Regions from separate parts of the Homo sapiens genome. Here regions 2 and 3 are each linked to region 1. The links are chromatin contacts, found by Hi-C or POLR2A ChIA-PET in ENCODE. All regions are on one chromosome and are shown on one strand. Each heading gives the region's core, a stretch centred on a gene start or an enhancer-like site at or near the end of the contact. The rest is flanking DNA. Distances are from core to core; before and after follow the strand shown.

Region 1 (3,535 bases), core at 771-3,270:
TTTTCCCACCTCACCACAGTTCCTTGAACTTGTCATTGGTATATCTGTTTCAGGCTTTCTGCCTTGTGGCATACCACCATACTATTATTTACATAATATTTTTCTTAAATAAACACAATTTAAAAGTTAACCTCATTCTGCCCATTATTCTAAGTTAAGTAACTCAGGAATGGAAAACGAAACATTGTATGTTCTCACTTATAAGTAGGAGCTAAGCCATGAGGACGCAAAGGCATGATTTATATAGTGGACTTTGGGGACTCGGCTGGGGAAGGTTGGGAGGATGGTGAAGGATAAAAGACTAAGTATTGGGTACAGTGTACACTGCTCAGGTGATGGGTACACTAAAATCTCTTTAGAAATCACCACTAAAGAACTTACCCATGTGACGGGTGTGGTGGCTCACACCTGTAATCCCAGCACTTTGGGAGGCTAAGGTGGGTGGTTCTCAAGCCCAGGAGTTCAAGGCCAGCTTGGGCAATATATTGAGACCCCATCTCTCTTAAAAAAAAAAATTTACCCATGTAACCAAATACTTACCTGTACCCTAAAATCTGTTGACATAAAAAAGTTAACTTCATTCTAAGCTGCAATACATATGTGTGTATATATGTGTACATATATATTAAAATGTACATATATATTTTAATATGTATATGTAATGTGACATATTACATTTATACTGTTTATATGTATTTATATGTGTAGCTACTAAAATTAAACATTTTCATCCTCATCCCCTAAAGTCGACTCTCGTGACACCAGGGACACTCGTGTATACTTTGGAAAACTGTCTCACAACCTCTCTGTATTACGAAGGATGCAGCCAAGTGGCTGCCCTTGTTGAAATGCTCAGCCAGTAGGATCACTCATAGCCACCACTGTCTTTGTTAGGGCCGTGCCTCAAAATCACAAAATTATTGAATCATGGAGGATAAGAGATAGATCATGGACTCTAACTCTGGAGAAGGTGTTATACAACACACCCAGCCATAGCCCTAAAGATTAAGGGGCACCATTCAGGGATATAAAGATGAATCAGATATAGTCCTTGCTCTTAAAAACTCACTAAGCTTACAGACATAAACAATTGAAAACTAGAAGGACTAAGCAAAGGAACAGAAATGAAAGAAACTCACATCTAGATGTAGTTCCACCACAAACTCGGTGTGCCTTTGAGCAAGTCACTTCATGTGTCTAGCCTCAGGTTTTTTTTGTTTTTGTTTTTGTTTTTTGAGATGGAGTTTCGCTGCAATGCCCAGGCTGGAGTGCAATGATGCAATCTGGGCTCACTGCAACCTCCACTTCCTGGGTTCAAGTGATTCTCCTGCTTCAGCCTGAGTAGCTGGGACTACAGGCAGGGGTCACCATGCCTGGCTAATTTTTGTATTTTTTGTAGAGACGGGGTTTCACCATATTGGCCAGGCTGGTCTCGAACTCCTGACCTCAGGCGATCCACCTGCCCCAGCCTCCCAAAATGCTGGGATTACAGGTGTTAGCCACCCTGCCCAGTGCCTCAGTTTCTTTAAACAGAGGTAATTAACATCTGTTTTTACCTTTTAAGTCTAATAGGGGATTCGGATTTTTTTTTTTAACAAGTGTGAAAAAAATCCTCTGTAAACTGTAAAGCTGAAATATAGTGTGTAAGGAATAAATATGCAATGCCCAAAGTCCTCCATAGAATATTGGCATTATAAATGGAGAGCGACTTTCTCTAAGTGAAATTAAGCACTGGAAAAGGCAGTTTTGGAGGAGAGTTGGGAGCACCATTTGGGCCTGACCGGTGTCTCTGGCTAACTTTCTGCTGCCAGGTCTTGGGTCCAGGAATGTCTGTGAGCGAAACTAGCTTGCTGCTCCTAACTTTTTCACAATCCTCCTTTTTTTCTGATTCTTACTCTTTCTTCTGCTTTGAAACCTTTATCTTCTTTCAGCCCCTTGTGCAAGCTGACCGCATTGTAATGGGTCTATACTGCCCCCTTGTGGTCACTCCCTGCCGTGGTTGCATTAACTTCTGACGGGGTGTGCGTGATAAAGGCAGACCTGAGGAAACCCAACCAACCCCAGCTAAATGCAGCTGGTCCTGGAAAATCCAAATTAAAGCCAGCTGCTGGAGTGCAGCGCTCCTTGATGGGAAGGAGTAGTTCATGCCTGGTTTTGCCCCAAGTAGGACATAAATCCAGCCCTCTGGATTAAACTTGCTAAAATGGTCAGTTCCTAGACTATCCAGCTTGTCTGGAGCAAGGTCCTGGAACTAAAAGTGGCTAGAAGGTATCCCTTCTCTGACAGAAAAACCCAAGGATAGGAAGGGCTGGGGCTAGGACCTGCCCTTCAGCCCTCCACCCATTGAAACCAACAGTTAACTAACTGAGCACCAATTTGTGAACTGCTAGGTGCCATGGATGGGGTACAAGATAATGTAGTTCCTGTCCTCAAGAACTTGTAAGTGACAAACGTAAGTAACCCAAACACACATATCAGTAATGAATATCAAGCCGTTGGAGTAAGGGCTGTAATAGAAGTAGAAATAAAGTGCTGTAGCGCTAGTGGGGAAGGAGGGATTAGTGATAGTCTCTGCAATCAGGGAGGCCTCCTGAAGGTAGTTTGGGGCAAGCTGATTGTGTTAAAAATGAGTCGGGCCTGGGGGAGGGAGGGAGGAATGGGTGGAGCACAGAGAGATTTTTAGGGCAATGAAACCATGTTTGTCTGTATACTATAATGGATACATGACGTTACACATCTCTCCAAACCCAGAGAATGTACAATATCAAGAGTGAGCCCTAATGTAAACTGTGGACTTCAGGTGATATCGATGTGTCAATATAAGTTCATCAGTTGTAACAAATTTACCACTCTGGTGGGGAATGTTGATAATGGGGGAGGCTGTGTATGAGAGGAGTGGGGACAATGGCAAATCTCTGTATTTTCTGCTCAATTTTTCTGTGAACCTAAAACTGCTCTAAAAAATAAAGTCTTAAAAAGAAAAAAAGTAGTACCTTACTTACCAAACATGAGCAAGGAAGACCACAATGACACTCATAATAACTACATGGGGTGGGGGGAGGTGATTATGTGTTGGACATGGCTAAAAGTTTATATTTGTTACTTAATCTCTGCAACAATACTGTTGGGTAGGTATTATTTTCTCTATTTAATAGACAAGGAAACTGAGGCCTATGCAGAAAGGCTTGATAGAAAATATAGGGAGAGGAAAAAGCAAAGGTGTGTTTGGGGCAAATAACCTGTTATTTCTAGAGTAGCAGGTATGCCTCATCGGGTGGAAGAAAGGGAGGGACAAGGGCAGGTGTGGGGTCATGATGATAGAAAAGCACAGGAACCCTATGATAAGGCTTTTAAAGCCTCAAAGGAATTTGGACCCTCACACTTTGGACACTGGAAAACCTTTTGAGATTTCAGAGCAAGGGACTCTGCTCAGGGATGTGTTTGACATATGTGGAGGAGAGTTGATAAGGCAGAGATGAGAGGGAGACCTGTGGAGTCATGAGGTGAAGGGAGCTTAGATTAGGGCAGTGGGCAA
Region 2 (3,535 bases), core at 759-3,258, 840 kb before region 1:
CATTGCTCAGATTGGAGTGCAGTGGTGCGATCACAGTTCATTGCAGCCTTGACTTCCTGAGCTCCGGTGATTCTCCCACCTCAGCTTCCCGAGTAGCTGGGACTATAGGTGTGTGACACCATACCCAGCTAATTTCTTGTATTGTAGTAGAGGCAGGGTTTTTGCCATGTTGCCCAGGCTGTTCTCAAATTCCTGGCCTTAAGCATTCCTCCTGCCTCGGACTCCCAAAGTGCTGGGATTACAAGCATGAGCCACCACGCCCACCTTTCCCCAACCTTTCAAGAATTTAATCCATAATGGAATCTGGAAAGAAACCTTGAAAGAGCCATATCTAAATGACTCTGACAAAGTGGATAAAGCAGAGTCTATTTTTTTTTAAAGGGCCTCAAAGAAGGAAAATTCATAGATTTTCCCAAGAAACCCATTTCCGTTGAGAACTTTGTCCTAAATGTCCCTTTAGGAGTCCCCTCCATCCTCCTTGCTTCCATTCATTCCCTTTACACTGGCTCTGACCCTTTCTTCTCCTGCATCCCCAATCCCCAGAAAGGATGGAAATGACACAGTTACTTCAAATAATTCCTCATGTGTGCCTCTTTCTCCTGCCACACTGTGGGTCCCATAAATGCACATGTGCTATTTACTCCAGGGACAACCGGGGCTGGTCTGGGCTTCCACCCCACTCTGCACATCTCCCCAGCACGGCTTCCTGCCACCGAGGAATGAACTGCAGTGTGGGAGGGGTGAGGGCAATGACCTTAAAAATCCTCTCCGAGCAGCAGAATCCTCCCTGGACTGTGAGCAATCCCCAAGTTCCTTATTCTGCCTGTGGCTTCGGCACCTGGTGTAGACTCGGCATAAGGTGGGGTCAGTGATTGCTGAGAGGGCCAGGGACATCAGTTCCCTAAAGGTGGGTCCCCTTCAAAACGACTGATGTACAAGAATTACCAGAAATTATTGCGGCAGCAGCAGAAAGGGCCTAGGGAATGAACCGTGTCCCAGACACAAAATCCTCCTCGGCTTGGCACCAGGAGTGCAAGCTTCAGCCTGGAGGCCTCACTCAGCCAGGACAGTTCCAGGCATGTTTAGATGGGGCTGCTGTCACCTCCCATGCTGATGGGTGGAGCTTTTCCTTTGCTGGTCCTCAATGCTCACCTATGCTAGGGCTTGGAGGATGAGGGAGGGAGGGAGGATGCTGACGTGGTCTGGGTATGTGGCTTTGTGGGCTGCAGAGCTGAGAGCTATCCTCCTTCCCTACAGCTGTGTCCGGGGGTGTCTGAGGACAGAGTAATGGACCTGGACTCCCTGTGATCATGGGGATTCTGCCAGTCCCTCTCTGCTCCCCACACAGAGGGCAGCCCTCACCTGGGCTCTGTGTGTCTGCGAGGGTAGACACAGAACAGGTACACCTGCCTTCCACCTCGATGTCCCAGTCCAGCCCAGCAAAGAATCACAGATGTGGTGGCAGAGACTCCCGCCCTCCCCGCACCTGGAGGATGCAATTAGCGAAACCAAGGGTAGGAAGGAGCCCAATGCCCTCCCATATTTTCACAAACCCTTGGGTGCTGGCTAAGGGTGCTTAGACCTTTTTGGCAGGTAGAGAAAATGGACACCCCGAAAGACCGTGTGACTTGCCTCAAGAAACCACCGAAAGTGGGACCGAAATCAGAGCCCGGGTTTTCTGGCTCCTGTCCAGTGCCCTTCGCCCTAACCTGTTATACCCGTCGCTTCTCATGGCTGAATTCGGGTCTGCAGGAGCTTCTGATGTGTTCCAGCAGCTGTGCTCGATCCGGGAACTGTGGGATGGTCTGGCATTTTGCTTGTGAGGAAACGAGGGACTGGGGATGCTTGGGGAACCCCCTCCTATCCTGTCTCTCCCTGCCCCCCATGTCCCTGCTGGCTGAGGCTGCAGGAAGCTTGGGGTTTGCACTGGCACTGGGAAACCGGACTTGTATGGGTGTGGAGAGAGTGAGGTCACTGCTTACCTAGGAAAGCCACATCCTCCTCCTCTTCTAAGCCCTTGTGACACTCTCTGTGTCGCAGGCCTTTGGCCTTGAGGGTGAGACCTTCCATTCCTGTGTACGTGCTCATTCTGACCCTCGAGTAGTTTTAAGAGACCGTACGTGGGGTGTACCTTATTTGTATGCATGGGACCATCACCTGGCAGCTCTGTAAAGGTGGTTATTATTGCTATTGCCACCAATATCAAGGACAAATAGCATGATGAAAGGAGAAAGGGATAGGAATCCAGCCCTCTCCCTGGACCTGCCCTCTCCAGCTTCTCTGTCTGGTGCTCAAGGGCTCCTTTCACGCTGGGAGCCTTATCTCCGTATCTCTTCTCTTATCAGACAGGCCTCTTCCTGCCCTTGCTGCTGCATCTGACGCATTCTTCTCTCCATGCCCTTTGCTCACAAAGGTCCCTTTGCCTGGGAACGCCCTCCGTGACCTCCTCCAACACATTTCACAAAGCCCATTCAAATCCCCTCTTCATGGGCTCTCCCGGCCTCATTGTTCACATTGCTTCTTGGTGCGTGGCCCAGCACAACACTGCTGGCTGAGTCCCTTTTGACTCTCGTTCCTCTGGGCTGTCTGGCCCTTCCCAGCTACACCTGAAGCCTGGTGAGAACAGAAGCCACATTTGGTGGGTCTCTTGTATCCCCCTTGGAACCATGGAGGGTACAAGGGCAGGGTACAAGGTGGTATGGTGGTACCTTCAAGGGCAAGCCATGTCACAGGTGTCCTTTTGTTGGTTGGGAGAAAGATGGCAGGAGAGGAGAGGTTTGGCTGAGCTGGAATCATCAGCCCTCCTCTCCCTGAGAGAGGGCTTGGGAGAGCAGTCCCTGCTGGAGGGGCCAGGTTCCTCTTCTCTGCCCATCATGGGAGATCAGCAGCAAAGTGGATTTCTGGGGACATAGTCCCCGCAAGTGCCAGGCACACTGAGAGACGTCCCTGTTCAGAGAACTCAAATGCCTTCTTCAAAGGACAGACAGTAGGTTTCCAGTGCCAGGGACTGTCGGAGGCCGTGCCCCTTCCCTCCCTACACTCTGTTTCACACTGGCTCATGTGTGCTGAAATGCAGCTGTCCCTGGTACTCAACACAGTATGTCAGTTGTGGAGACGGATCCACAAAAGAAGAAAAATGAATTTCTGTCACTAGAATTCTAAAAATAAGGCAGCTTGGGTGGGAAGAAAATAAATGGCAAATTCAGGTCTCTGTCTGACGCCCTGAAAAGGTTCAAAGCCTCGACGTCGACGCCACATTCCATCCCCTGACTAATCCCAGATATCCCTGGGGGCCCTTTGGAATCTGGGGATATCCTGTTACAGTTACAGTAAAAAGGCCAATCCACGTGGAGTGCTTACTACAGGCCAGGAGCGAGCTGCGCGCTAGATATGTTGGGCCAGGGGCTGACCTGGATTTTGCAGAAAGAGCATTGAGACCTGAGTTCACAGAGCTTGTGAGTGGTGGGCTTAGCATTCCAACCCAGGCCTTCATCACGCTGCAGCCCACGCTTGTTCCAGGCACCACCTTGGGCCT
Region 3 (3,535 bases), core at 532-3,031, 520 kb before region 1:
TTGTAACTCAACCTGCTCACAAGCAACCCTGCCCCCAAAACCTACTCCCATATCCACCTCATCTCAGAAAATGGCAGCTTCTATCTCTTGGTTCCCAGACCAAAAACCTCTGTCATTGCTGACTCCTTTCTCTCACACCCCATAGTCAATTGGCCTGGTTGGCCTAAGAGGCGCCCACTGAGAGCAGGGCTCAGAACCTACTGAACTTCTCACTGGGGCTAAAACCTCCCTGGATAAGCTGGGGCAATTTCACCTCAGGGCACTGGCCCAGTTCTCCTGCTGTTCTCTCTGCCTGGAACTCTTCCCAGCCATTTGCGGGGCGGGCTTCTTCACCTGCTTCAGGTCTTACTCAAATGTCAGCTTCTGAGTGAGGCTTCCTGAACCATCTATTTAAGATAAGCCCCTTCCATCTCTGGTACTTGGTCTTCTGTGTTGTCGTTTTCTCCGTGGCATAAGACATTCTACACGTATTCACTCATCATCTCCCCCCATGACTCCTCACTAGAATATAATCTCCTCCAGAATGAGGATCTGCCTCTGTTTTGTTCACTTTTATAACCTCATTATTCTTAGCAAGAATAATGCCAAGCATATTAGACACTTAAAAAATATTTGTAGTATTAAAGTCCAATGAATATAAAAAAGAGATGGAAGTCAAATTTCTAAATGAACATTAAAAGCCAATAAATGTATATATCTTTATGGAAATAGTCATTATGGAAAAGAAGAGTTTAACGGTCTTGGAAAGGGATTGGCAAACTTTTTCAGTAAAAGGCCAGGTAGTAAATATTGTCATCTTTGCATCCATAATGCCTGTATTGCAGCTACTTAGCTCTCCTGCTGAAGTGCAAAGGCAGCCGCAGATAATATGTAAATGAATGAGCACGGCTGTGTTCCAACAACATTTTGTTTATGGATACTAAAATTCAAGTTTCATGTAATTTTTACGAGTCATGAAACATTATTATTTAAATATTTTTCTAACCATTTAAAAAATGTAAAAGTCATTCTTAGCTGTGGGCTGGATTTGGCCAGGAGGTTTTAGTTTGCTGACTCTTGATCTAGGATTATAGAAATATTTGACAGTTCTACAGATGCTGAAAGTACGAAAAGTATCCAGGAAGAAATATAGGCAAACCCCACCCCCCTAGAATAGGTTATTAGCAAAAATGAAAAGAGGCCCTTTGGTCAAACTTCTTAGAAGCTATATTCCATCAGCAGGTAAACCACAGGAATTAGCTTTTTTCAGGCAAGGGTGAGGTGAGCATTAGGCAACTCGTGGACTGTGGGAGTTCTCACAACCATACTAGATTGTAACTGTGCAAGAGGGAGCTATTTATATGATTTTGAACGAAGCTTGAGGCATATTCTGGTGCTTTTTAACTTCTATGTTAGGTGAAAAAGCTGCCTACAAAAGCCTTCCTCCCACCCAAAATACTAGCTGTTAGTTGGTGACTGATCCTCAGAAATATTAACATGAATCATATATGCTCTTTTCACAGTGCAAAAAGAGATAATTTTAACACTCAGAAAATGTCATAAACCACACAATAGAGAAGCTATCCAGCCTTCAAATTGTAAATAAATAAAATCCTGTTCCTGCATGGAAGCCTCTTCCTCCTTTCGATTCTGATGCTTCCTCCTCTGGATTCTGATGCCTGCAGGGCTGGCTGGTGTTAACCGTGTTCAGTCTGATGCTGAAGGCAGCCTTTGCTCTCCATCCTTCCTCCCTGGCGCCCACCCTTGTTAGCCCGACTGTCTTTGGGAACCCATAGCACTCAGCCTTGCCCTTTCTCTAGCTGCTGCTCTTCTCACCTACAGACAGCTTGTGGCTGCCCTGTCTCTACTGCGATCAGCCCGGGTTGGCCTAAGCAGCACCAGCTGAGAGCAGGGCTCAGCCTTTATCCAGGCTTCAGGAAAGAACCCCTGAGTTAATTTTCTTCTTCCTACTTGGAGAAACAGGTATTTTTGTCTTTGATCCCTAAGCTCTGTTTTCTTTCTCTTGTTACTAAACAGTTCACTCCCTATCCACTCTCCTTTTTTTGCAACTTCATCATTTTTCCACATTGCACCGTTTGGCACAGGAGAAGGAAAGAACCACATCAAATAAAGGAATGCAACCACAAAAGCTGCCTTGAGAAACAGGGCCCCAGATTTTTTTTTTTTTTTTTTTTTTTGTCAATTTACCGTTTTTGGACTTGTTCTCCCATAATCAAATCCTCCCTATCGTGCTAACAATGTGGTGGTGTGTCAAAACATTGGAATTCTGCTTCAATCAGCAACCCAGAGCTTAATAGGAAAATGAAGCAACAAAATGTTGCTCTTACTGTTAACCTTAGGCTAGGCCTGTCCTTAGGATGGGGACTGTTTGCTTCTTTATGGTAAATGGGCCAAACGTTCAGTTTTGTGAGAGCTTGCATTGTCAGCAGAGGCCCACAGCAGTGTCTTGAGCACCATTCAGGCACGCTTCTAAAGCTCAAGTACCGCAAACTGAAGTACGAAGCATCCCACAATTTAGTAAGCCAGAGAAGAGTTAAGACTAAATTTGTTTGCAAAAATTTTAAAGACACATTCATTTTACTGGCAGCAAGTCAGGGGTCTGGCTCTATGACACTCATGTCTGCAGTTATCACAAAAGGGCTTGCGTGAAATTAAAGTGGTTGTTTTGTTTCTTGTTTTTAAATTAAAAATGTGTGCAATATGTAAACCATTTAGGGACAACAATAAGGTGCCACAATTCCAAACCAAAACATTTGCAAGTCACCACTCTATGTCCTCAGGGAGTATGTGATATAGTTAATGTTTCTAATATTCATCATCAATGAAAACATCAGTTACAGGTAGAGAATTTCTGATTTAGCAATTTTTTAATCTTTTGTGATTAACTGGGTAAATTAAACTGTTTGAAGGTAAGTATTTTTGTTGTTTTGGTTTGGTTCACATGGAGTCATGTGCCACTTTGGTTAATGTGGGAAATAGCCTCTTCTTCAACATCATCTGTTGCATATACAAGCAGTGAGTAGAAGTGTATCTGTCCCTGAACACCAAAGTAGTGTGACCTCCCTTCAGAGATTTCTCTTGGGGAGAGAGGAAGGGGTGGGAGGAGACATACCTTTTCTCCCACCCTTGTTCTAGCATAGCATATTGGAATCTCAGGGTGGAGAAATGTGTTATTTGAAAAGAAGGAAAAAAGCTCATAGCTGGTTCTGATATGGACTAAAAGGACAGACTACCTGACTGCCCCACCCCTGAGAAATGCTGTTTCAACCATACAGAAGGAATCTTCTATCCTCAGAAGTTAAAGACCTCAGTTAATAGGTAAAGTTGCTGCTCTTCTAATTTTGGCAACATTCAGCCTGGCCCCAGTTCTACCTTGAAGAGCCGAGTTATTGGTGTCATTCCAGTTGCCCATTGATCTTCCTGTCCCCTCTGGAGACCTCTACTCTCACTCCCACCACAGCTGCCCAATAAGCAGAGAGTACGATCAAGTCAAGGCGGTGAACAATGAAGGGAAGAAGGGCAGAGCCAGTTTAAG

What was found. A loop is a pair of places that touch in the nucleus more often than their neighbours do. ChIA-PET counts read pairs that join two places held with the same protein, here RNA polymerase II (POLR2A). Pooled maps may share reads with other maps.
Region 2: a pooled map shows a loop between it and region 1 (2.5-fold over the local background). The contact joins two enhancer-like sites. A Hi-C loop is called at or near these places in 2 of 50 pooled maps. POLR2A ChIA-PET finds 5 or more read pairs at or near these places in 2 of 52 experiments (A549 and H1).
Region 3: a loop to region 1 is called in a map of CD8-positive, alpha-beta T cell, with 2.3 times the contacts of the local background. The contact joins two enhancer-like sites. A Hi-C loop is called at or near these places in 3 of 168 maps with a recorded cell type or tissue (CD8-positive, alpha-beta T cell, ascending aorta and mucosa of descending colon) and 10 of 50 pooled maps. POLR2A ChIA-PET finds 5 or more read pairs at or near these places in 1 of 52 experiments (MCF 10A).

What each region holds. Positions count from the first base shown.
Region 1 is chr2:27,702,381-27,705,915 of GRCh38, reverse strand. LINC01460 (long intergenic non-protein coding RNA 1460) reads left to right here. Exons shown (of 2, transcript NR_135200.1): 2 at 1-130. Among named protein-coding and RNA genes, the nearest start is that of LINC01460, 12 kb to the left of the region's middle. RefSeq lists a silencer at 1,951-2,020. Within about 2 kb of position 2,020, at least 5 of the 41 ENCODE cell types and tissues checked have a DNase peak (open chromatin) inside an H3K27ac peak, as active enhancers do.
Region 2 is chr2:28,543,649-28,547,183 of GRCh38, reverse strand. The region is part of intron 14 of PLB1 (phospholipase B1); the gene reads right to left. Among named protein-coding and RNA genes, the nearest start is that of PLB1, 49 kb to the right of the region's middle. RefSeq lists an enhancer at 1,143-1,642. Within about 2 kb of position 2,008, at least 8 of the 41 ENCODE cell types and tissues checked have a DNase peak (open chromatin) inside an H3K27ac peak, as active enhancers do.
Region 3 is chr2:28,223,494-28,227,028 of GRCh38, reverse strand. All of the region lies in intron 7 of BABAM2 (BRISC and BRCA1 A complex member 2), which reads right to left. Among named protein-coding and RNA genes, the nearest start is that of BABAM2-AS2, 85 kb to the left of the region's middle. Within about 2 kb of position 1,781, at least 7 of the 41 ENCODE cell types and tissues checked have a DNase peak (open chromatin) inside an H3K27ac peak, as active enhancers do.